Linked DNA regions of Homo sapiens: region 2 is linked to region 1. A link is an interaction called in ENCODE POLR2A ChIA-PET data of the cell type or tissue named here. Cell type or tissue: GM12878. All regions are shown on one strand. Each heading gives the region's core, and the rest is flanking DNA. Links, peaks and the distances in the headings are about the cores only.

Region 1 (12,078 bases), core at 4,883-9,882:
AGGGGTTCAGCGTCTGGCTCCCAATCACTGAACAGCCCTGGCACACACTGCTTTATACTCTTGTGTCTGCTTTTCACTGTTGTGCTGCCTCTTCCATCGCTGTGGGTTGGTTATTTGACAAACACTTACTGACAATCTGTGATACAGGGATTTTGCTGAAAATGCAATCCCTACCTTCAAAAAATATACAGTCTACCATAGCAAACAAAAATGTAGTGTGTGAATACCATGAAATTACTGCTATGGCAAAGAGTTGTGACTGGCAGTTACAGGAGCATCAAGGAAAGAAGGAAATCCGCTCTGCCTGGGCAGCTGTGACCAGGACTGGCTTTGCAGAGGAGGTGATGTTTGATTAGGGTCTTTTTCTTTTATCCCCCCGAGACGGAGTCTTGCTCTGTCACCCAGGCTGGAGTGCAGGGGCACAATCTCGGCTCATGCAACCTCCGCCTCCCGGGTTCAAGCAGTTCTCCTGCCTCAGCCTCCCGAGTAGCTGGGATTACTGGCACGCTCCACCACACCCAGCTAATTTTTGTATTTTAATATAGACCAGGTTTCACCATGTTGGCCAGGCTGGTCTCGAACTCTTGACCTCGTGATCCCCCCATCCTGGCCTCCCAAAGTGCTGGGACTACAGGCATAAGCCACCGCACCCATCCTGATCAGGGTCTTGAAGGATGACTCAGAGTTCCTCCAGAGAACAGGGTAAGGACAAAGAGGGTTCTTGTTGACAATTTGAGAGGGAGATTGTGACAGAACTCCAGACAAAGCAACAGCCTCTGCTGGCAAGTTCAAAACGCCTTCCTCCACCAGCCCTTCTCTCTTTTTCCGACTCACCACAAGCCAGAAGGGCATATGATGCAGCTGATGATAACTGTGTGCAAACTAAGAGCTTAAAGGCTCAGAATGAGCTACAGGCCTCCTTCAGCTTGCTCAGCCCTACTCCAGGAGGGAAGGAATCTCGTTCCCTAGCACATCCAAAGCACCCAGACGATGCCCCACATGTACTCAATACATACTTCCCGAATAAATGAAGGGCATCTACATGGCATCTTTGACTTCTCAGAGGCTTTTCAGTTCCAAATTTGCAGCTGCGTTTCAGTTCAATGGGGGTGGGGGGGGTGCCATTTTATAAGAGTAAAACCAAGCAGATGGGCACAGCAGCTCACACCTGTAATCCCAACACTTTGGGAGGCCGAGGCAGGAGGATTGCTTGAGCCCAGGAGGTTGAGGCTGCAGTGAACTATGATCGCACCACTGCACTCCAGCCTGGGCCACAGTGAGACTCTGTCTCAAAAAACTTTTTTTCTTTTAATTAAAAAAAAAAAAGAATAAAACCAATTCTTTGTCAGGATTTTTAAAGTGTGACTTCCACCCCCAGAGAGCAGGAATGAATAGACAGGCAGGAACGAATGGATATGGACAGACATAACAACTGATTTGTTTTGACAAATTTGTGGTTTAATAAAAGCACATGTGGCCAGACGCAGTGGCTCATGCCTGTAATCCCAGCACTTTGGGAGGCCAAGGCGAGCAGATCACTTGAGCTCAGGAATTCGAGACCAGCCTGGCCAACCCGGCAAAACCCTGTCTCTACTAAAAATACAAAAATTAGCCATTCATGGTGGTGCACACCTGTAATCCCAGCTACTCGGGAGGCTGACGTAGGAGAATTGCTTGAGTCCAGGAGGCAGAGGTTGCAGTAAGCTGAGATCATGCCACTGCACTCCAGCCTGGGCGACAGAGACTTCATCTCAAAAAAAAAAAAAAGTGCATGGAAAGGGAAGGCCAAAAAGGCAGTGTTGCTGGAGTCAGCGATGCCAGAGTCAGTGATGCCTGCGTAACAAGGAAGCTGCTTCTCCACCTTTCACATGCACCAAGAACGGTAGCCCAGAGGGACGCAGCTGGCTTGAAACCTCAGCGGCATGAGAGCCTGGAGACCAGGGTTCAGGTCCTGGCTCTGCCCCTTTCCTCCCATGTAACAATGGCCCAGCGACTTCCCCTCTCTGCCCCCCAGTTCCCCGGAGGCCTCTCCATCTCTGCCTGGGAGCCCCTGGTTGGTGGGGGCAGACTCGCAGCCAGTTTTCCTTCCCCGTGGACTTTAACAACACTCCAGCCCGCAAGCCTGCGCACACCAGCCCCCACGGGGACAGCTGACTCACTTTACTCTTCTACGGATTCACTTATTCATTACCCCATGCAACATCCGAGGCAGAACCTCCCCTCTTCCCAAAGGACTGAGGCAACGAAGTGTGACTCAGCCAGGGCTCTGCGCCAGGCTCTGAGTGAACACACTGGAAACCCGGCCGTGGGTACAACACGGCGTCACAGCTCTGCCGTAAACACAGGGGGACCCACTGAGAGCCCAGGGGACCAGCAAGCCTCCCCCTGGAGGTCTCCTCATCGGTGACACAGCACGTTGATCCTCATCAGCCAGCTGAGGGGGTGATGCCCTGGGAATCGGGCCTGGCACACAGGAAGTGTTGGGAAGCGCTAGGTGAGGATGATAAGGACAAGGCGGCCTTGGGACCAACGGTGACAATGGCAACAGACTATGAAGCGAATGGAGGCAGTGGGGGAGCCGGGAGTTCAGAGGGGAGAGGCAGGGCTGTGCTCAGGGAAAAGGGCTGCTCAGGGCCTGTGGGGTTGGCGCATCATGCCTGGGGACCCAGAAGAAGTGGCAGAATAAGACCCTGCCCAGCTGGGAATGAGCCACAGAAAGGGCCAAGGCAAAGTTCTAGGAGGACATGAAACAAAAGTGATCAGAATAAAATGCGCACTGCTCCAGGAAAACCCAGAGGCCTCACATGGCTCCCGGGGCCACTGCACCCTGGGCCCTGCCAGCTACCCACCTCCCCCCACTTTCTACCCGCCACTCCCCACCCACCTCCCTCCCTGATGGCCCCCACCCCATGCTCCCCACTCCCTACTACCCCCGCAACTCCCCTCTCCCTCCCGCTGCCCCACCACGGCCCAACCCCATACTCCCCAACCGCCTTCTCACCCATGCTCCCCTCCCACTCCCCACCCATGCTCCCTGCTCCACAGCCCTCACCCCATGGCCCCCACCTACACTACCCCCTACTCCCCAACCCCTGCGCTCCCCATCCACACTCACCGGCCATAGCCCTCATGCCACGGTCCCCACCCCCTGCTCCCCACCCCACACTCACCCTCCACAGCCCTCACCCCCTGCTCTCCACCCTCACTCCCCACCCACGCTCCCCTCCCACGGCCCCCACCCCATGGCCCTACTAGGTTCCTGTCCTCCTGCCCACCCAGGAGCCTCATCCTCCTTTTTTCTTTATGCTTTTTCATCCTAAGATATTATTTACACAGCATGAACTGCACCCTGTGAAAGTGGACATTTCAGTGGGTTTCGGTCCATTCACAAGGTTGTGCATGGTGATGCACCCCACTGAGCTCTCCCAGCACGAGTGCCCAGCAGACCGTGAGTGCTCAGTTTATATGTGTTGGGGGGATGAGTGACCAAAGTCACCCAGGAAGAGAGTGTGGTGTTCCCAAGAATGGGCCACACAGCAGCCAGGTTTGGCCAAATCCAGAGAGCTGCAGGGTGGACACAGCCCTCTCTCTGTCCCTCTGTTAGGCAGGGGCCCAGAGGGGGCTGTGGCTGTAGGGGTCACACAGGGGCCGCCAGGAGCCTGGCTCTTTGCATCTCAAGCCAGGTTCTTTTCACCCCTCCCCCAGCTCCAGCTGACCCCTGGCCCGCCTGAAGCAGCAGCAGCTTTTATTTGCAAGCCATGAACAATACACTCCATTTTATAAGCAGCGTAGAATTCTAGCCAGAAACGGGGAGAAAAGTGCTTCCGGGTCAGAGCAGACCTCCAAAGGCGAGCCCTGCAGGCAAAAGTAGGGAAATCGGGATTTCCTGGGAAAGTCTCTCCAGGGCAGGAGGGAACACTCGGGTTCAGGAATTAAGGAGCATTGCTCCCCAGACACACGCACAGGCTTTCTGTGTCAACAACAATGGCAGAAATGGCCTCTAAACAACAGTGGCCTCTAAACACTTCCCACGGCCCCCCATGGCCTGGGCCTGGGCCTTAGGTCTGCCCCACGGTGTTCCACAGAAGAGCCTCCCGTGGTCTTCCCTTCTTGTTTCACAAAGATTTTACATTGCAAGCTGGGGTGCAGGGGGTGTCAGGAGTGGGGGCGAGAAGCACACACGCCAGGTAAGAATTGCAGCCTGGCCTGCGTACTGCCTCGGCTGTGAAATGGGATAACAACAGGGCCCGCGATGCTGGGTCACTGGGCATATTAAATGAAATCACAAGTGACTGCGGCAGGCAAAACAACGGCCCCTAAGACATCTATGTCCTAAACCCCAAAACTGTGAATATGTCCCTCACATGGCAAAAGGGCTTTGAGGGTGTGGTTAAGGTAAGGATCCTGAGATGGGAGATTCTCCTGGGTTATCTGGGTGACACCCACGTGATCACTGCAGTCCTTAAATGGGGAAGGGTGGGGAAGAGGGCCAGAACCAGAGAGCTGGCATCATGAGGACTCGACCTGCCAGTACTGGCTTTGAAGACAGAGGAAGTGGCCACAAGCCAAAGAATGCAGGCAGTCTCTGGAAGCACAAGAAGGCAAGAAAATGGATTCTCCCCTGGAGCCTCCAGGAGAAAGCAGCCCTGTCCACACCTGGATTTTAGTCCTGTGAGGCTCATGTCAGACTTTTGACTTGCAGAACTATAAGATGATGCATTTATGTTGTTTTAATTCACCAAGTTTGTGGTCATTTGTTACAGTGGCCATAGGAAAGTAACACAATGACCCTGGCTAATGCCTGGCCTAATAAAGGTCCACTGTTAACCATTGTTGTTATCAACTTATTTATTTATTGCTCGCAAGGAAGCTTACCTAAGTACCTAGAAGACAAAGTAAGAATAAGTGCATGAAGAAAAGCGTGATGACCATAAACTAAGTACAGAACTAAAAACAAGATCTATGGCAGGTTAATTTCAAAATGCACTCATGAAATAAAATATTAAATGCTGACGTGCCATGCCTGCCTTCAAAAACCAGCCTCTGGGGACCTGCCACTGCTGAGGCCACTGAGCTGAATCAGAAAAGTCACAGGCACTTGCTTAAGTGGGAGAGGAAGGTGGCGATGCCTGGGCTCTGGAGTAAGAGGCCTGGGGCCAGAGCAGTCACATGGCCAGTGGTAGCGGCCGGGAGCCTTGTGGGCCACTGGGCTGTTACTTTGGAGGAGGGGACGGCGGGCCCTCCTGTGTGAGCTTAGCTCTCAGACATCTACATGGACTGTCACTCATTTGCCTACTCAACAACATCTGTGCAGGCTGCCAGGTACTGTTCCCAGCGCTGCCAATACTGCAGAGAACAAAGCTGACCTGGTTGCCCCACGGGGCTTGGATGCTCCCAGGAAAGTCACAAGATAAACAGGTGCATAACTGCACATGTGGCTATGATCTTAGGCACTGCTAAATGCTGCAAGGAGATGCTTTTTGACTCCTTGTCACCTTCTCCAAGGCCATGTCTGGTTTCAGTGGTAGTGGGCGTAGCCACTTGGGTACACCATGACATCCTGCCACGTCTAGCTGCTCAACCTCACAGAGGCACAGCCTGGAGTGCAGAAACCCTAAAGCCCCTAAAGGACCCCTCAACCAATGGGGGATAAGAGTCGGTGGCTACGTGCCCCCGCCTCCCAGGGCTGCACCCTCCATGTTCCTCTTAGGGTCCCTGAGGGATTCTGTCCCAGGTGCCCACAGCAGTAACTGTAGGATTCTGTCCCAGGCGCCTACAGCCCATAAGAAGTAGAGCTGAAATTTGAACCCAGGCATTACGGGTTCTCTTCTATAAGCAAGAGACAAAGGAGTGGACAGCCAGCACGTGCTGGGAAAAGCCTATGACCCAGGATTCAGCCCATGACTTGGGCCCACTCAAGGGAGCAACACACCCATGGGGGAAAGAGATTGGCAGCCATCTAACCATGAAGGATGGGGATTCCCCGCCAAGGATACCACCACCAAAGGGACAAAGTCCCTCTCTCCAGGAGGACTTCGCCAAGGAGTTGAAGAAACAGACATGCACACGACCACCATACGGGACACCAACACCACAAAGACAAGGAGGGCATCCGAGCAGAGGGAACATTCACACCGGGCCTTGACGGGTGTGTAGGAGTCCTCCAGGAAGGCGAAACAGATGAAGACAGTGCAGGCAGAGGGAAGAGAGTCCACAGGCCTAGGGAAGCGGGAAGGCAGGCCAGCGCGGCACAGGGGAAGAGCTGAGAGCCTCGGACACAGATCTGGATTCAAAGTGCAGTTCTTCCCAACTGCAGCATCTCCAGCAAGCGACTCTGGCTCTCCAAGGAAAATGTCAGGTTCCTCCTCAGTGAAGTGGGGATAATTTCTACTTGTGGGTGTCACTCTGCTCATTACTCCCTCAGAGAGAAGATAAATTAGATAAACTAACACACGCAGAGCTCCTACGTAGGGCCTGGGACTTGGGCATCCCTAAGGTCAGCATCGTGTGTGTTGGGGACACACACTGGAGGGGTCGGCTGGCCAGCACCTGTCATAAAGGGCACCCCATGTCATGTCTGAGCGTTTGGACCTTATGGAGAAAAGGTGTTGGAAGTGGGAGGCGGGGGAGCAATCTGACCTGAAGGTTAGAAAGCCACCCCTAGCCTGGACTGCAAGCTCACTGGGGTCAGGGAAAGGACTCAACTCAGTACTTGGCAAAGGGCTTGGGGCATAGTAGATGCTCGAGAAATGTCCCGGAGAAGACAAGGTCATGATCAAGGGTGGAGCCCTAAGAAACGCCTAGACTTATCGGGCAGGAAGCAGAAGCAGCAGCAGAAGGAAGTGAGAATGACAGGAGAGAGACATAAAAGGAGAACTAGGCAAGTCTAGCCACGCAGAAGCAGAAGCACAAGCGAGGGGGACTATCTTTTCAGGAGGTGCTGGCCACTGGCAAATGCTGGAGGGAGGTAAAGTGGATCAGAGACAAAGAAATGACCACTAAATCTGGCAACTGGAATATTTACCAAAGACCTAGACATAGAGCTCCATGCTCTGGGTGTGGGTGGGCACCAGAATGAAATGGGGTAAAGAAAGGATGGGAGACAAGGAGGTATTTATAACACCTATAAAATCTGTAAGGGATGCTTTCAAAAAGTTTGCATTAACTTCTGAATATTTTCAAGGGACAAAAACCCAATTCACCTAGTGTTTAGGGAATGCTTTTTTTGAACTTGAGACACTGTACTTACCAGGAAGATACACATCTATCATCCTTCATCATTTTCTGTTTGTGGTGACACAGCCACAAACAGAAAAGAAAGCACAAACATCACCATGCAGTAGACTGAAAGAGCTACCACAAAGCCCACGCCCCTGTGGACACACAAAAAAGCTATGCAGCGTGGCTCAGGGCCTCCCAGCAACAGATCTGTGGGCAAAGAAGGCAATGGGAGACTGGATAGTGCAGAAAATTACAAAGGTAATGTTTTCGCAGCCCTTCAGGGTACCACTTAAAAACAAAAACCCAGCCGGGCGGGGTGGCTCACGCCTGTAATTCCAACACTTTGAGAGGCCAAGGCAAGTGGATCGCTTGAGCCCAGGAGTTCGAGACCTGCCTGGACAACATAGTGAAACCCTGTCTCTACAAAAGATACAAAAATGAGCCAGGCGTGGTAGCAGGCGCCTGTAGTCCCTGCTACTGGAGACGCTGAGGTAGGAGAATCGCCTGAGCTGGGAGGCAGAGGTTGCAGTGAGCCAAGATCGTGCCACTGCACTCCAGACTGGGTGACAGGGCACGACCTTGTCTCAAAAATTAAATTAAATTAAAAACCCAACATTGTTTCTGGAGCAAAGTAGGAACCCAATAAAATGTTTGTCGCATGCATTAACGGACAGACTGTTCAGCACTTTATAACTGCCCAAAGCCCTGTCACAGATTTGGAGCTTCTTTTTGATGTCACATTCCCTTAGACCTTAGGAAAGAAAGCAATTTCTCTCCTTCCCTTCTCGCCCAAATTTCTGAAACCCGGGTGTGTATGTTCAGCTAGGGAAAAAATATTCAGGTGCAAAACAGCACGATAAATAGACTGCCGGCTCTCTGTGTGTTGTATTGCCATATACGCAGAGGTCATGGACAGCAAGTGAATTTGACTCCTTCGCATTCCAGCTCCCTTCTTTTGGTCGCTATACTCCAGTTTTCCGTAGGAACCACCTCTCTGCCACTCTCAGTCTCTGTCATCCAGGTAGGGCTGATGCCACCTCCAAGAGGCATCCCCTAGGCCTGCACTAAGGCCAGTCAGTCTTCCTGGAGGCATAGCAGGCCAGAAAATGGGGCTGTGAGACAGGAGAGTGCAGAGGCAAGGAAGGCCTCCTTCAATCCTTTCTTCAACATCTATGCCAAGTGGTTAGTCGGACTCTCCTGACATACCTCCTGTGATGGGGGCCTCACTTTCTCCTCTGGTAGCCCGTTCTACCTTAAGGGCCTCTTCCTCTCCAGGTCAACCCAAAATCTATCTGATATGGTTTGGCTCTGGGTTCCCACCCAAATCTCACCTTGAATTGTAATAAGTGTCAAGGGCAGGACGGGGTGGAGATAATTGACTCAGGGGGGCAGTTTCCCCCATACTGTTTTGGTGATAGTTCTCACAAAACTGATGGTTTTATAAGGGGCTTCCCCCTTCACTTGGCTCTCAGTCTGTCTCCTGCTGCCACGTAAAGAAGGATGTGTTTGCTTCCCCTTTTGCCATGATTGTAAGTTTCCTGAGGCCTCCCCAGCCATGCAAAACTGTGAGCCAATTAAACCTCTTTTCTTTATAAATTACCCAGTCACGGGTATTTCTTCATAGCAGCGTGAGAAGAGACTAACACACTATCCCTGAATTCCTACTGCGTGGTCCCATTTACCACATAGGGTTGGTGTGGGGGTAGGAACACAAGAAGTCCACACTTACCACATGACAGCCCCTCAAACATCTGAAGACAACACTGGTGTCTCCCAAGGATCTCTCCTCTTGGTCTCACAAGGTTAAATATGCCCAATTTCCTCAGTCAGTTCTCACATGAGAGGCTTTAAATTCCTTGTCCAGCCTGGATTCTCCTCTCCTCTGAGACTGTGTCCAGCTGCCTAACCTGGAGACTATGGCCAGGACTCTTTTAGATGGAAACTAAATCCAGAACCCACTCACACTGGCCTGAGAAAAAATATTACTTGGCTCATGAAAGTGAACCGTCTAAAGAGAAAGCTTCAGGCATGGCTGGATCCCAGAGTTTTCTGGCACGTCACCTGTCTCCACTCCCACCACCAGGCTCTGTTCCTGAGTTCTCAGACAGGTACTCTCTATAAATGGTAGACATGCCCTGTGAGCTCCAAGCCCTCATTATTCTTATTTGTTTTAATCCCAGAGAAAGATAAAAAGACTCTTTACCAACAACTCTGTCCAAAGTCTCAGGGATGAATCTGATTGGCTAGATTTGAGTCACAAGGGCCCTTGAACCAATCGGTTAGCAGAAGAGTGGCTTGCTCTGATTGGACAGGTCTGGGTTATGTGCACTCTCACAGGAACTACATTGGTTGACCAGGATTATTATGAAATGGAAGGGAGAGGTTCCCCCAAAGGAGGGAATGCTGGACAGAAAAAAAAACATCAATCTCTACATCTCTCTCTGTGGTGTTTTGGGTTAAACACTACTGGCTGACCAGAGCCTCATGGGAATATCATCTCCACCCAGACCATCATCCAACAAATGTCACAGGGCACCTGCCTCCAACCAAGCATCTTCATGATGCTGCCCTTCATGAAGAAGCCTTTTCTGGTAACCACCCCACATCTCAAATTTATTTCAACCTATCCATTGATATGTAACACCTTCTGAAGGTGCTACTTTAACAATAACCACATTTATTGAGCTTTACTCTGTGTCAGGCAGTACTCTACAAGCATTATATGGAACAAGCCAGTTTATCCTTACAGCAACCTACATGCAATCATTATCCCCACCTTTACAGACGAGAAAACACAGACCCTGGGAGATCTGCCCAAGGTCACACAGCACAGCAAGGCTATCGTTCAAAGCAAGACGCCCCAGCCTCACCACTGATGCTCTTAACCAATCAGCTCTAAAATCTGCACCAACAGAAAACTGGACTCATTCCCAGATGCCTGGATTCCTTCTAAAATAAAACTGCTTGCAACACATAATTTGAGGTCCATGGATAGAGGATTGCTTTAACAATGTCACATTTGTATGAGAGAAACTACGTAGCCATTTTTAAACTGGTATTGCAGAAGAAGAGGGGAAGATAGGGAAGAAACTTTGGCATTACAGTTGTTGTGGGAGGTGGCTCTAAAATATCTATGATCCCCTTTTGTAGTAGAATTACATACAGAAAACTATTTCAAGAATATAGATAAAAATGAGACCAGCGGTCTGTCCTGGGAGATGACAATAAAATGTCAGCTCCACGAGGACAGGCGCCTTTTCTGCTTCTGTATTTATCCTCAGTGCCTACAGTCGTGCCCCACAGAGTAGCAGTCCCATATGTCGAATGAATTAAATGAATAAACAGGAGAATGAAGGAATAAACACAGGAAGGAACAAGTTCCTGAGTGTTTGCAAAACTATATCTGAACTATATCTACTTGGTATTCTCTTCTTTTGGTTTAGTCTTGCTTTATGAGTATGCCACAGAGAATATGTATTATCTGAATGGTGCAGAAACAAAATGTGATTTCACAGACAGCCCCAGCCACTGCCTCGCCACACATACGTGATCTGTAAGCCCTTTCTGCTGTGGCCAGGTAGATCATACAACCGGTCTGGCAAATGGCCCCTTTCCCTCCACCTCTGCCAGCTGAGCCCTGATTGCTCCAGGCTCCCAGTGGCTCTGTCAGGTGAACCTGTGACCCTCCAGCCCAGCTCAGCACCCATTTCCTTCCCATCATCTCTCCCCCTTCCATCTTCTTGGTGCTCTTGAACGCTACTTCCACATCACTTGAATTCCAAAAACAAAAATGGCAATCGCAGTAATTGACATTTATGGAGTGCTCACTATGTCCCAAGCAGCATAAGGACTTGCTTCCTTAATCCTCCTAATGACCACACTGTAGCAGGTTACCAGATGGGTAACTCACCTGCTCCAGAGCACATGAATGGCAGGTATTTGAACCCAGGCAATCGGACAAAACCCAAACCTTGAACTACTGAGCTAAGCACCTCTCATCATGCTCCTTCATGCAGACCCGGGCCAAGGGTCTAATGCGTGTCCACATGGGGCCAAATGCCTATTGCATACCAGCCTGGGCCAGGTGCCTACTTTGTGCTGAGTGGGGACGTGTACTGAAAGCTTCCGAGTGGAAAGCATAATGCCTCTACGAGTGCTATCAGAGTAAAAATAATTATTTGAGGCCGGGCGCGGTGGCTCACGCCTGTAATCCCAGCATTTTGGGAGGCTGAGGCAGGTGGATCACCTGAGGTCAGGAGTTTGAGACCAGCCTGGCCAACATGGTGAAACCCCGTCTCTACTAAAAATACAAAAACTTGCCGTGTGTGGTGGCACATGCCTGTAGTCCCAGCTACTTGGGAGGCTGAGGCAGGAGAATCTCTTGACCCCGGGAGGCAGAGGCTGCACTCCAGCCTGGGCGACAGAGAAAAACTTTGTCTCAAAAAAAAGAAAAGCAGTGGTAGGGGTAGCCAACACACACCGTGGCCTGTGCTCTCATTTTAGGTGCATTACTTCAGTGAACCCTCCCAGTCACCCTCAGAGGTAGGCATGTCAGGATTCCCATTTTACAGACCTAAAAACTGAGGCACAGAGGGAGGGAGGCACTTGCCCAAGGCCACACACACAATGAGTGAGAAGCAGAGCGGAGATGTCAATCTAGAATGACTCTTTCTTTCTTTCTTTCTTTCTTTTTTTTTTTTGAGATAGAGTCTCACTCTGCTGCCCAGGCTAGAGTACAACAGCGCGATCTCGGCTCACTGCAACCTCTGCCTCCTGGGTTCAAGTGATTCTCCCGCCTCAGTCTCCGAGTAGCTGGGATTATAGGCGCCGGCCACCATGCCTGGCTAATTTTTGTAT
Region 2 (12,395 bases), core at 7,396-12,395, 57 kb before region 1:
ATGTTGGCCAGGCTGATCTTGAACTCCTGACCTCAAGTGATCTGCCTGCCTCGGCCTCCCAAAGTGCTGGGATTACAGGCATGAGCCACTGTGTCCAGCTTCATCCTCTTAAAACCACATTCCTTATGCCTTGAATAAAGCCTTATTATTATAGCAGAAAACGCCCTCTTTCCAGCAGCCTTTTATTTATAGATTTAATAAGTCTAAAATAGAAAGACAGGAATTGTTTTCTCTACTCAGAAAATTAAGTGAATCGAAAACCGACCGTAGTGGAATATGACGACTGTGTAATAACAGGCAAATGCAAAAATGATCACATCAAATGGCAGTTTATATAATTTATATGAAGCAATATTGCAAATTTATTTTAAAATACATATGCACAGGAAAAAAGCACTAGAACAAGATATACGAAGCTATGACTGTGTTTGCTTTAGGGGGCTGAACTCTTGGTGAATTTATTTTCTTTACTCCATTTTCTGAATTTTTCATAATGCAGTTATAGTTCTTTTATAATGAAAACAGTTATAAAAATGTAAAAAACAAAATGAAACAATGAAACAGATCTTGGGCTAGTAGAGAAAGCGAAGTCTAATCTAGACTAAAGGCTGTAAATTGGCCACTAGCAGGTCTGACTTGCCTGAAGAATGTTTTGCTTGGCTGAGTCTTTGTTGTTTAAAAAAATATATGCATTAGCCTCTGTCACTGTAAAGTCAGGAGATTTCAGATAAAACTCCATCTTTCCCTGGACGCTTGTATTCCTATGACCCAGCAAGTCCACTCCTAGGATATACGCAATAGAAATGTACACACCAAAAGCCTAGAATGTCCTAGAATGTTCATAGCAGCTCTCTTCATAATAGCTTCAAATAAGAAACCACCCCAATACTCATCACAGTGGAATGGGTGAATAAATAGGGGTGTAAATTTGTGAAAATCATGTATTGGTTGATGTCTTCTGTCTCCCCAAAACATATACAACCAACCATGAAAAACTGTGCAAAAGTTGAGAAAGAATGATTTACAACTAAACCCTAAATTTGTATGGAGTTCAGACACGACGGGGAGGGAAAGCAGCCAGACAAAAAGTCCACCCTGTGTGTAAAACATTAACACAAACCAGCAAAGCCAAGCTCAGGTGTTAGGTCCAGGCAGCGGTCAGCTCGGGATGAGGGTGGGGGCTGTAGCCTCAACTTCCCAGGCTCAAGCCATCCTCCCACCTCAGCCTCCTGAGTAGCTGGGACTCCAGGCCTGCACCACTATGCCCAGCTAATTTTTAATCTTTTTTTTTTTTTTTTTTTGAGACAGAGTTTTGCTTTTGTTGCCCAGGCTGGAATGCAATGGTGCAATCTTGGCTCACTGCAATCTCCTCCTCCCGGGTTCAGGCGATTCTCCTGCCTCAGCTTCCCGAGTAGCTGGGACTACAGGCATGCACCACCATGCCCAGCTAATTTTGTATTTTTAGTAGAGACAGGGCTTTGCCATGTCGGCCAGGCTGGTCTCCAACTTCTGCTCCTGACCTCAGGTGATCTGCCCGCCTTGGCCTCCCAAAGTGCTGGGATTACAGGCGTGAGCCACCGCGCCCAGCCTTTAAATTTTTTTTTACAGTGATAGGGGTCTCATTATGTTGCCCAGGCTTGTCTCAAACTCCCGGGCTCAAGTGATCCTCTTGCCTCAGCCTCCAAAAGTGCAGGGATTGCAGTCGTGAGCCACTGCACCCAGCCCATATTTTTTTAAGTCAACCTACTGTGTGATTTTTTTTTCTGCCTTTCTCAGCATAACTCTAAGCAATAATGTCCACGAAGTCAGGGTTTCAGTGAGCTATAGAGTTCAGCAGTCAACAACACAGACAGTGGATCCAGAATGTCTAGGTTTAAAGCCTGCATCCTCTACAGTTGTGTGACTTTGGGCAAGTTACTTAAACTTCTTGGTCCTCAGTTTTCCCATCTGTAGAATGGGAATAATAATAATACCACATATCACAGGGTGGCCGAAAGGATTAAATGAGTGAATTATGTAGAGTTCTTAGAACAGCTGTGGGCATGCAGTGGTGTGCTGGTAACTGTTTAACAATGGCTTGGAAGGAAGGCCTTTACTGATTTCCAATTTCCCTGGTGTAAACACTTCCATTGTGGCTGATTTCAGGCTACCAATGAGAGGTCACTAAAGGTGGTTTTGGTAAAGGGGCCACTAGGTCATCCCAGGGTTGAAATAAGCAACTCTGTGACCACAGCCCAGATGTGCGTTTTGGAACAAAACCTAAGGAACCGTGGACAAGCCTTCTGACTTTAACTCTCTGGTTTGTTTTACGAGTCAGGGTCTCGCTCTGTCACCCAGGCTGGAGTGCAGTGGCACCATCATAGTTCACTGCAGCCTCGAACCCCTGAGCCCAGGTGATCCTCCCACCTTAGCCTCTTGAGTAGCTGGGACTACAGGCATGCCACCACGCCCAGCTAATTAAAAAAAATTTCTTTCATAGAGACAGGGTTTTGCCATGTTTTCCAGGCTGATATCACACTTCTGGGCTCAAGTGATCCCCCGCTCCAGCCTCCCAGAGTGGGATTACAAGCGCGAGCCACTGCGCCTGGCCTAGCCTCTGACATTAACTCTTATAAAAACACTGGAAAAGAAATATGACTCATGGGAAATTAAATAGCTGTCTTGTCCTTATAATGGATTCCTAGGGGTTCCCAGAGCACTCTGGGATGTGTGCACAGGGTCCTCCCTGCCAGGTGTCCCCAAGGGGAACATTCATTACAAACAGCGTTCACGCCACCTTCCTGCTTACCTGGTGCCCTGGCCTCGGCCGTCCCCTACCTTCCCTTTCTGGATTTATTAAAGATTCTTTTTACTTCTGTACACGTAACTCATGGAGGTGCCAGTTTGACCTTTGGAGAAATCTGTGTACAGCTCATCTCAACTTTCCCCACTTTTTATGTCATGAAGCCTGATCTACACACAGTTCGGAATTGCCCCCACACTCCCCCGCAGTCATTGTCACACTGCCAATATTTTACAACGGGAACGGAACACCTGTTTGCCGAGCACCCACGAGGGCCCAGGCATCCTCTTAGGTCTGGAACAGAGAAGGAAGGAAGCCAACGAAGCCACCCCCGAACACCGGCATCTGACAGAGGAGGCAGGCGGCGCCGGAGAACCCGAAGCAAACCATGTCATTGCAGCCCGAGACTCCTGCAAAGAAAATAAAGCAGACGAAGGGGCCTGGAGGCCTGAAACCTGGGCCGGGGGCATCAGGGGCTGCACACACCCTCATTTCACACCATCTGGGCATTTCCTCTGTGCCCCAGAGTCCCCAGGATCATTTCGTTTAAATGTGCAAAAATGAAATTCAATTTCTAACTGCACTCCGTGTGCTTATGAAGTAGTAGAAAACTCGGAAAGGTGGCACTTTAGGATAATTGACCTCGTTCAGGCTCAAAAGCCCCTTTGGCCAGTTCCTGGGTAAATTCAGGATTTGCATTCCATCGGGGCTATTCTCGGGTGTCCTCTCCTCCTGGCTGACCCCTGAGCCTGAATCCTGGGATTATTTTTAAAGCCTGGATATCACGCTGCTTCATGGTGCCGTGCAAAGCACTTGGTGTTTCCGTTACAGGGGGGACACCTGCCTGCTTCCAATTTTCGGCACTATAGATGATGCACGCTGCTGTCTCTGGAGGAATGTCACAGGATAATAGCTCATGTTCGAGGACTGCTTAGCCGGCCTGAAAGTTTTTGCAAGTATTAACTTATGTAATTCTCCCAACTCTCCTTGAGCAGAAGTTGCTATTGTTAGCTCCATTTTACAGATGGAGAAACTAAGGCACGGAGAGGTGAGGTGACGATAAGTGGCAGAGCTGGGATCTGAAGTGTCACAGAGAAGGGTGGGGAGGAGCTGGCACAGAGAGAAACAGCAAAAGTGGATTGCCTTCGCTCCATGCTCAGGACAAGTCTCCCTCTGATTAAGTGCACTGTGTTGAGAGGCCCCTGGGGAAGGTCTCAAAGCCATCACCCACAGCACAGATGGTGGAAGCTGGCACCCCTGCCATGCTGTGCTGGAAGTGTGCTTTGGTTACAGCCTGTGTGAAGGGCGACTTGACAGAGGCTGTCTCCATGTCAAAGGTGCATGTCCTGACCAGGGGCGGTGGCTCACGCCTGGAATCCCAGCACTTTGGGAGGCCGAGGTGGGTGAATCTCCTGAGGTCAGGAGTTTGCCAGCCTGGCCAACATGGTGAAACCTCGTGTCTACTAAAAATACAAAAATTAGCCAGGCATGGTGGCAGACACCTGTAATCCCAGCTACTCTAGAGGCTGAGACAGGAGAATCACTTGAACCCAGAAGGCAGAGGTTACAGTGAGCGGAGATCGCGCCACTGCACTCCAGCCTGGGACAGAGCGAGACTCCATCTCAAAAAAAATAAAAAATAAAACATGGTGCACGTCCTCTTTTGACCCTCTGCTGGCTATCTGTCCTCGGGAAATACCTGCCCATGTGCATGAAGAGGCATGGATGCTTATGCAGGGATGTTCCTTGCAGCATTGTTTGCAACAGTAAAGAATTGGAAATATCCTAAAATGCTCATCAGTAAGTGAGTGGTTAAATGATGGTACATTTACACTATGGAATCTGTTACCATAAGAAAGAATGCTATGTCTATATCTGGGTTTCTCAACATGGGTACAAGTGACATTTGGGCTGGATCATCCTTTGTGGTTGGGGGGGGGAGTGTCCTGTGCATTGCAGGAGGTTTAGCGGTATCCCTGGCTCTACCTACCAGATGCCAGTAGCACCAGCCTCCTTGGTGTGACACCCAGAAATGCATCCAGACATTGCCGAGTGTTCCCTGGGGGCAAAATTGCCCGTGGTTGAGGACAGCCAGTCTATATGCAGTGAAGTATAAAGGTCTCCAAAACAGACTAATACATGAAAAAAAAAGTTACAGAACTGTCTGCATTAAAAAAATACAATGCTGGTCAGGTGTGGTGGTTCAAATCTGTAATCCCAGATTTCTATTCTAAAAAATAGAAAAACGTAACTGGGCGTGGTGGTGCACACCTGTAGTCCCAGCTATTCAGGAGGCTGAGGTAGGAGGATTGCTTGAACCCGGGAGGCAGAGGTTGCAGTGAGCCGTGATGGCACCACTGCACTCCAGCCTGGGCAGCAGAGCAAAATCATGTCTCAATAAATAAATAAATAAATAAATAAAGCTAAGCTATTTATCTATATAGACATAGATACAGATACAGAGTCATGCATTCAACGAGTTTTATTGAGCACCTGCCCCATGCCTGGAACTGTTCTTGGTGCTGAGCAAGTAACGACGATCAAAATGAAGTCTCTGCTCTACTGGAGATTACCCTCTGGAGATTACACTTTGTCTTCTGGCGGGGAAAGACAGCAATGAACAAGCGAATAGACACACGGTATCAGGTGGTGATAAGTGCTACAAAGAAACATAAGTGGGGCTCGGGGACCTCGAAAAGACACAGGTGCTGTTTTAGAATGGGGTCAGGGCAAGGTGACATTCTACTCCACTAAGGTGACATTGAGCAGGGAGCTGCATGAATGAGGGACCAGCATGGGTACTTAGAGGTCAGTGGGCTCCAGGCACAGCAGGAGTCCCCCTGAGGCAGGATGGTGCTGTGTGAGCAGGAGGCCCAGCGAGGAGACCCGAGGGCCTGCAACAGAATAAATGAGGACCGTGGTGGGCGACGAAGCCAGTGAGACATTGGGGGCACAACCACAGCCGGCCTTGTTGCATAGCACTGACTTTGCTTTTCGCCTCGAGAACTGGAGCGATCAGGAGAAAATCCAGCTTGGAATGTAAAGAGGCCACGGTGGACGGTTCTGGGAGTAACGGAAGAGAAAAGGGGGAGGGGGAGAGGGAGAGAGAAAAGGAAGAAAGGGAGGAAAGCAAGGAGGGAAGAGGGGAAACACCAGATTGTCCAGCTCACTGACGAGTTCAAATCCCAGCTCCTCCACCTCCTCAGGCAACCAGCTTCGTCTCTCTGAGCCTCAGTCTCCTGTTGTGTAAAATGGTTTAACCACGCCGCCTCTCATAGGAGAGAATGATGTCACCAAAGTTCCCACTACGGCGCTTTTTCCGTAGGTCCCAAGTGAAAACAGAAGCTTCCCTCTGTCCTGCCCCTACCCCCAGAAGACCCAGCCAACTCCTCTGCAGCAGCAGCGCTGTGGCTCAGGGGCCCCTGTTTAGGCTGTAGGCTCCATGGAGGCCCAGAGGGAATGCCTTTCCACACGTCAAAGAAACCTGAGACTCAAAGAAACCTGAGACCCTAAGGTCGTATCAACTGCAGACCTTTGGGCCTAATGGCTATTGCCACGAAGAGCCTTTTAGAAAAACATCTCAGCAGGGGCCGGGTTTGAAGGCCCCCAGGGGCTTGTGGGAGGCAACATTTTCTTCTGTCTGACAGCCCCCTCCAACTCCCCCAGCCCGGGATCCCTCCCTGACAGCTGGTGGGCTGAGCCTGCTTCCCGAGGCTGGGCTTTGGGGTTGGGGTCTCTTTGTCAGCCCAGGAATAACCCAGCACCCACCCGCCCAACCCACACACATACACAAACAGTTCATTCACCCTGCAGGAGAGGTCAGGCCCTCCCACAGCATCTGCCCAAGATGCTCGCAAATCCACGGGGACAATCCCAGGCCTGGGGCATCTCCATGTCACATAGGAGGGGGGGGGGTGCTCAGCCGAAAGCGGGGCCTCGAGAGGCTCTAAAGACAGCAGCACACGGCTGGGCGCGGTGGCTCACGCCTGTAATCCCAGCACTTTGGGAGGCTGAGGCAGGCAGATCACCTGAGGTCAGGAGTTTGAGACCAGCCTGACCAACATGGAGAAACCCTGTCGTTGCTAAAAACACAAAATTAGCTGGACGTGGTGGCAAATGCCTGTAATCCCAGCTACTCAGGAGGCTGAGGCAGGAGAATCACTTGAACCCAGGAGGCGGAGGTTGCGGTGAGCCGAGATTGTGCCATTGCACTCCAGCCTGGGCAGCAACAAGAGTGAAACTCGATCTCAAAAAAAAAAAAAAAAAAAGCAGCACAGGGCTCACTTTTCCCTCAGACCCTGCAGGGCCATGGAAACAGCCACAGGGGCTCAGGCAGCTGAAGAGAATGTTCTAGAATCCACAAAGAGCCTGGCCTGGCAGGAGCCTGGGGACCTGGAGATGCAGCCGGGTGCATCTATTCAGGCTTTCAAGCCTCCAGCAACCTGGAGACCTGCTGTCTCCACGCCTCGCCTCTCACACGGAGCCAGCCTGTGGGGCGAGTGGCTGCCTGCTTCCACCACCCCGACTCCTCCGTGTTGGTTGGCCAGGGTAATGAGAATGTGCTTGTTTTGATGAAATGTCAATCACTTGTATATAAATATCTATATTTAGGACTCCTTTAGAAAATAAGAAAATCTGGGAGCACACAGTCACCATGCAGCTGCCCTCTTTAGAAAGACACGCGCCCTCCCCTGGCCACAGTCCCCACCTCTCCCTGTTGTCTCCTTGGTGCCCAGCCTCCAGCCCTCCTCCCCGTACTTGCCAGGCCCCGGAGGCCTTGGATCCCCAGTCCCCTGCCCAGAGATGCCCCGGGGCAGCCAACCCCATGCCAGACGAGAGTCTCAACCGAGCAGGGAGGCAGGCTGAGACGCAGGAGGCCTTGCCCACTTAGAATCAGCCACCAGTGATACAGAGGGTGGAGGAGGAGAGGCAGGAGGATGGAGGAAGGACATGCCAAGGTCTCAAGCTGGAGAACACGGGGCTGATGGGGAGGTGGCAGAGACAGGGCCTGCTGGGAGAAGCAGGAAAGGCAGAGAATGTGTCCATGCGTCCGGAGCCCTGACCTGTGGTGGGGCCGTTCTGTCGGCAACCGGGACATGCGCTTGTCTGAGTTCCAGGAAGAGAGAGCTGTGTGCACATCCTGTCATCAGAGCAGCTTGAAATAAATGCCCCTATTTGTGTATCCGATTGGCAACAAGTAAAAGATTAATGATAGGAGACAGAAAGCAGATGAGTGGCTGCCGGGGGCCAGGGAGGGGGTGGGGAGTGACTGCCTAATTGATACGAGTTTTCCTTTTGGGGTGACAGGAAAGTTCTGGGGCTAGAGCAGCGGGGGTGGCACAATATCGTGAGTGTGCTGAATGCAACGGACTGGATCACTTTAAAATAGTTAAAATGGTAAGTCCTATGTCGCGTGTATCTTACCACAGTTAAAAAAAGATGACTCATATCCATTGTTGGTGAGGGCAGGGGAAAGGGGGCAGACTGTCAATCAACACGTGGCTTCGGGAGGACAATTTGGTAATTCACATCCATAATGTCCTTTTTTATGTTTTAATTTTTAATTTTTATTTTTTGTAGAGACGGGGATCTCATTTTGTTGCCCCAGCTGGTCTCAAACTCCTGGCCTCAAGTGATCCTCCCAATTCGGCCTCTCGAAGTGCTGCGATGACAGGAATGAGCCACTGCTCATGCAGCACACATCGATAATTTAAATGGTTAGCCCAAAAATCTTTTAGAAATCCACCCCACAGAAATTCTGAAATAAAGACTTGTGTGAAAGGAGGTTCAAGACAGAAGTGTTCCTTAAAAGCGCAATTGCTGGAAACCATAGGAATGCCTTACCAGTTTTCTTTTGTTGTGTAACAAAGTACAACAAACTTGATGACTTCAGACAACACTCTTCCCTCCCCATAAAAACACCCAAGTCACTGGTGATGTCACAGTTCTGCAGTTGAGAAGTCTGGACAAGCACGGTTGGACTCTCTGCTCAGGGCATCCTAAGGCCAAAATCAAGGTGCCAGCTCACTGCATTCTCACCTGGAGCCCAAGGGCCTCTTCTGAGATCACTTGGTGGCTTTAAGACAGGGGTTCCCGTATTTCCCAACTGTGAGAGCCATGAGCCATCCTTACCTCCTGGAGGCCTTTCTGACCCACCCCCCGCAACAATGGAGAATTTCCCTGTTCCCTGAAGTCAAATCCCTCTCCTACTTACAATCTCCCTGTCAGAAAGAATCCCAGCCCTTTTAAGGGCTCGACTGATTGGGTCAGGCCCACTGAGGGTCATCTCCCATTCTCAAAGTCAACAATGTCATAAAACACACTCTAATCTAATCACAGAGTGATACCCCCATCACGTTGGTAGGATCCTTTATGGGGTATAGACGTCAGCCTCAACAGTGTCTGTCAACAGGGGACTAGTTCATCTCCATAATCTCAAATACTGGAGACTTTTTCAATAAATGAGATATCTCTATATGAACATTTTCCTTGAGGTGTTGTTAACGACATGCAAATAATTGATGCAATTTCATCAGTTTCCTTGATGTAATTGCAAAACTACACATATACCTATTATATATATATAATTTCATGTATAATTGTATATGTACAATTTCACTTACATATATAAAATTTCATTTTGTTAAAAAAAAAAAAAATCTATGCATGGCCCGGGTGCGGTGGCTCACACCTGTAATCCTAGCACTTTGGGAGGCCGAGGCAAGCAGATTGCCTGAGCTCAGGAGTTCAAGACCACCCTGGGCAACATGGTGAAACCCTATCTCTACTAAAATACAAAAAATTAGCTGGGTGTGGTGGTGGGTGCCTATAGTCCCAGCTACTCAGGAGGCTGAGGCACAAGGATCACTTGAGCCCAGGAGGCAGAGGTTGCAGTGAGTCTAGATCATGCCACTGCACCCCAGCCTGGGCGACAGAGTGAGACTCTGTCTCAAAAAAAAAAAAAAAAAAAAAAGAAATCTATGCATTCTTGTACAAGTGTGTGTATGTGTACATGCACAAAGAAAAGTCTGGAAGAATATAGACCAAACTATAAATAGCAAGTACCTCAAAGAAGGGAGGCTGTATGAAGCAGAATTCTCACTTTTTATTTTATATACTCTGTATTATTAAAATTAGTTACATTGAATATGTATTACTTTCACAGTTAAAAAGATTAAGGGCCAGGTACAGTGGCTCACGCCTGTAGTCCCAGCACTTTGGGAGGCTGAGGCGGGTGGATCACCTGAGGTCAGGAGTTCGAGACCAGCCTGGCCAACATGGTGAAACCCTGTCTCTACTAAAAATACAAAAATTACCCAGGCATGGCGGTGCACACCTGTCATCCCAGCTGCTCGGGAGGCTGAGGTAGGAGAATCATATGAACCCAGGAGGCGGAGGTTGCAGTGAGCTCACACCAGTGCACGCCAGCCTGGGCAACAAGAGCAAAACTCTGTCTCAAAAAAAAAAAAAAAAAGATTGAAACATTAAATTTAAAACAAGCTCACAATGTAATCACTAAATTTTTAAGGTTCATAAAGGAAAGCTGGTCCCCCCTGACTGGCCTCCCCCTCACTGGGAGAAATTCTCAAGCCAGCTCATCTTTTGTTTTGTTTTTTGTTTGTTTGTTTGTTTGTTTGTTTTGAGACAGGGTCTTACTCTGTCACCCAGGCTGGAGTGCAATGACACCATCATAGCTCATTGCAGCCTCAACCTCATGGACTCAGGTGATCCTCTAGCCTCAACCTCCCAAGTAGCTGAGATTACAGGTGCATACCATCACATCTGGCTAATCTTTATTTTTCTGTAGACATGGGGAGCCTCATTATGTTTCCCAGCTTGTGTCAAACTCCTGGGCTCAAGTGATCCTCCCTCTGTAGCCTCTCAAAGTGCTGGGATTGCAAGCATGAGCCACTGTGTCCAGCCCAGACTTGTTATTTTTCAGTTTTGAACTATTTCTTAGTGACTCTTGAACTTCCTCATTGTTAAGTGAGAGGTCTAGAAATCAGAGCGTGGTGAGGACCCAGAACCACACCCGATGCTCTGTTCTCTCAGAGGGGCCCAAATACCTCTGTGCAGACAGCGGCAGGGTAGAGGGACTGTCCACACTGGAGGTCAGCAGCACCCCTGAGACCTGAATCAGGCTGAGGGTCAAGAGCTGGAGAGGATGGAGCGGGGTGGGCTCACACACCAGGCAGCAGGGATGGGTTCCCAGCAGGGTGGTATAAGTCAGGCTTGGTGCCCAAAGTAGGAATGATTCTATTCTGCCAGAGGGTCACAGACTAGGCCACCCCAAAATATGCCATTCTGGCATCAGGATTATTTTGAGCTGAAGACAGTTGAGAAGAAGCAGATGAAGGAAAAGCTCTGCCCTACCCTATTTAAGCAGGACATAGATTTCTTTTTTTCTTTTTTTTTTTTTTTTTTGAGACAGAGTGTCACTCAGTAGCCCAGGCTGTAGTGCAGCGGCGTGATCTCGGCTCAATGCAAACTCCTCCGAGGCTCAAGTGATTCTCCTGCCTCAGCTTCCCGAGTAGCTGGGACTACAGGTGCATACCCCCATGTCCAGCTTTTTTTTTTTTTTTGAGATGGAGTTTCACTCTTGTTGCCCAGGCTGAAGTGCAATGGCACGATCTCAGCTCCTGCAGTCTCTACCTCCTAGGTTCAAGCGATTCTCTAGCCTCAGCCTTCTGAGTAGCTGGGACTACAGGCACCTGCCACCATGCCCGGCTAATGTTTTGTGTTTTTAGTAGAGATGGGGTTTCACCATGGTGGCCAGCCTGGTCTTGAACTCCTGACCTCAAGTGATCTGCCCACCTTGGCCTCCCGAAGTGCTGGGATGACAGGCGTGAGCCACCATGCCTGGCCCTAAAAGCAGGACATATATTTCTAACAGTGCCTCCTGGCCATCTTTCTACCAGGAAGGGCAGAAATTCATCACCAGACACAGCCCTAGACCCTTACTGCCCAGATGGCACCACAGGAATCTACGCAACAAATGTTGCTAACTGGCCCTTATCTTCTATCGGTTTCCCCATCTTTGCCTTCCCCCAATCTTCTGTTGCCCCAGAAACTCTCAAGACCTTCTCTTTTTTTCTTTTGGTCTTGTCCCTTCTGTACAGATGAGTTGCTTTTTTGGTTGAGGTGGAATGCAAGTTCAAGTTCTCACCACCCCTGGAGTTACTTGTCAGTGGGTGATCCTGGGTGTATCTGTGACACACATGTTAATAAACTTCTGTTGGTTTTTCTCTAGTTAATATGTCTTGAGACAGGCTCTCACTCTCACCCAGGCTGGAGTGCAGTGGCACTGTCACAGCTCATTGCAGCCTCAATCTTTTGTCATTTCACAGGGCCTCAGTTAAGGAACCTAAGATGGGTAGAGGAAAATGAACAATTTCCTTCCCTACATAAGCATTTCAGGCAGAAGACAACTGAACACAAGGTGTTCGATGCTGACGAAACTGACGGGTTGGATGGAGGGCTGTAAGGACCCCCCAGATGCTGCAGAACCGACTCACCAGCAAGGCTGCCATGATCAGGAATACGGAGAATCAGAAACCTTCCCGAGGGACCGTTGAGCCAAGCACACCCTCAGAGCTGCACCCCAGGGATCGGA

Evidence for each region. ChIA-PET counts read pairs that join two places held together with the same protein. Peaks named below come from ENCODE experiments on the same cell type or tissue, not always from the same donor. Only the 100,000 strongest peaks of a DNase experiment are listed, where the experiment ranks them.
Region 2: POLR2A ChIA-PET joins it to region 1 with 5 read pairs; 19 of 35 experiments call an interaction of 5 or more read pairs at or near these places.

What each region holds. Positions count from the first base shown.
Region 1 is chr16:84,601,098-84,613,175 of GRCh38, forward strand. The region is part of intron 2 of COTL1 (coactosin like F-actin binding protein 1); the gene reads right to left. Among named protein-coding and RNA genes, the nearest start is that of COTL1, 11 kb to the right of the region's middle. RefSeq lists a silencer at 2,026-2,320 and enhancers at 2,212-2,331, 2,342-2,906, 5,332-5,451, 5,612-5,671, 5,872-5,921 and 1 more. In GM12878, for the core only: no CTCF peak of the experiment used is centred there; a DNase peak (open chromatin) is centred at 6,873; H3K4me3 peaks cover 4,321 bases; H3K27ac peaks cover 4,170 bases.
Region 2 is chr16:84,541,526-84,553,920 of GRCh38, forward strand. No RefSeq gene overlaps it. Among named protein-coding and RNA genes, the nearest start is that of MEAK7, 43 kb to the left of the region's middle. RefSeq lists enhancers at 2,622-3,123, 3,124-3,623, 5,113-5,864, 5,865-6,615, 7,367-8,116. In GM12878, for the core only: no CTCF peak of the experiment used is centred there; no DNase peak of the experiment used is centred there.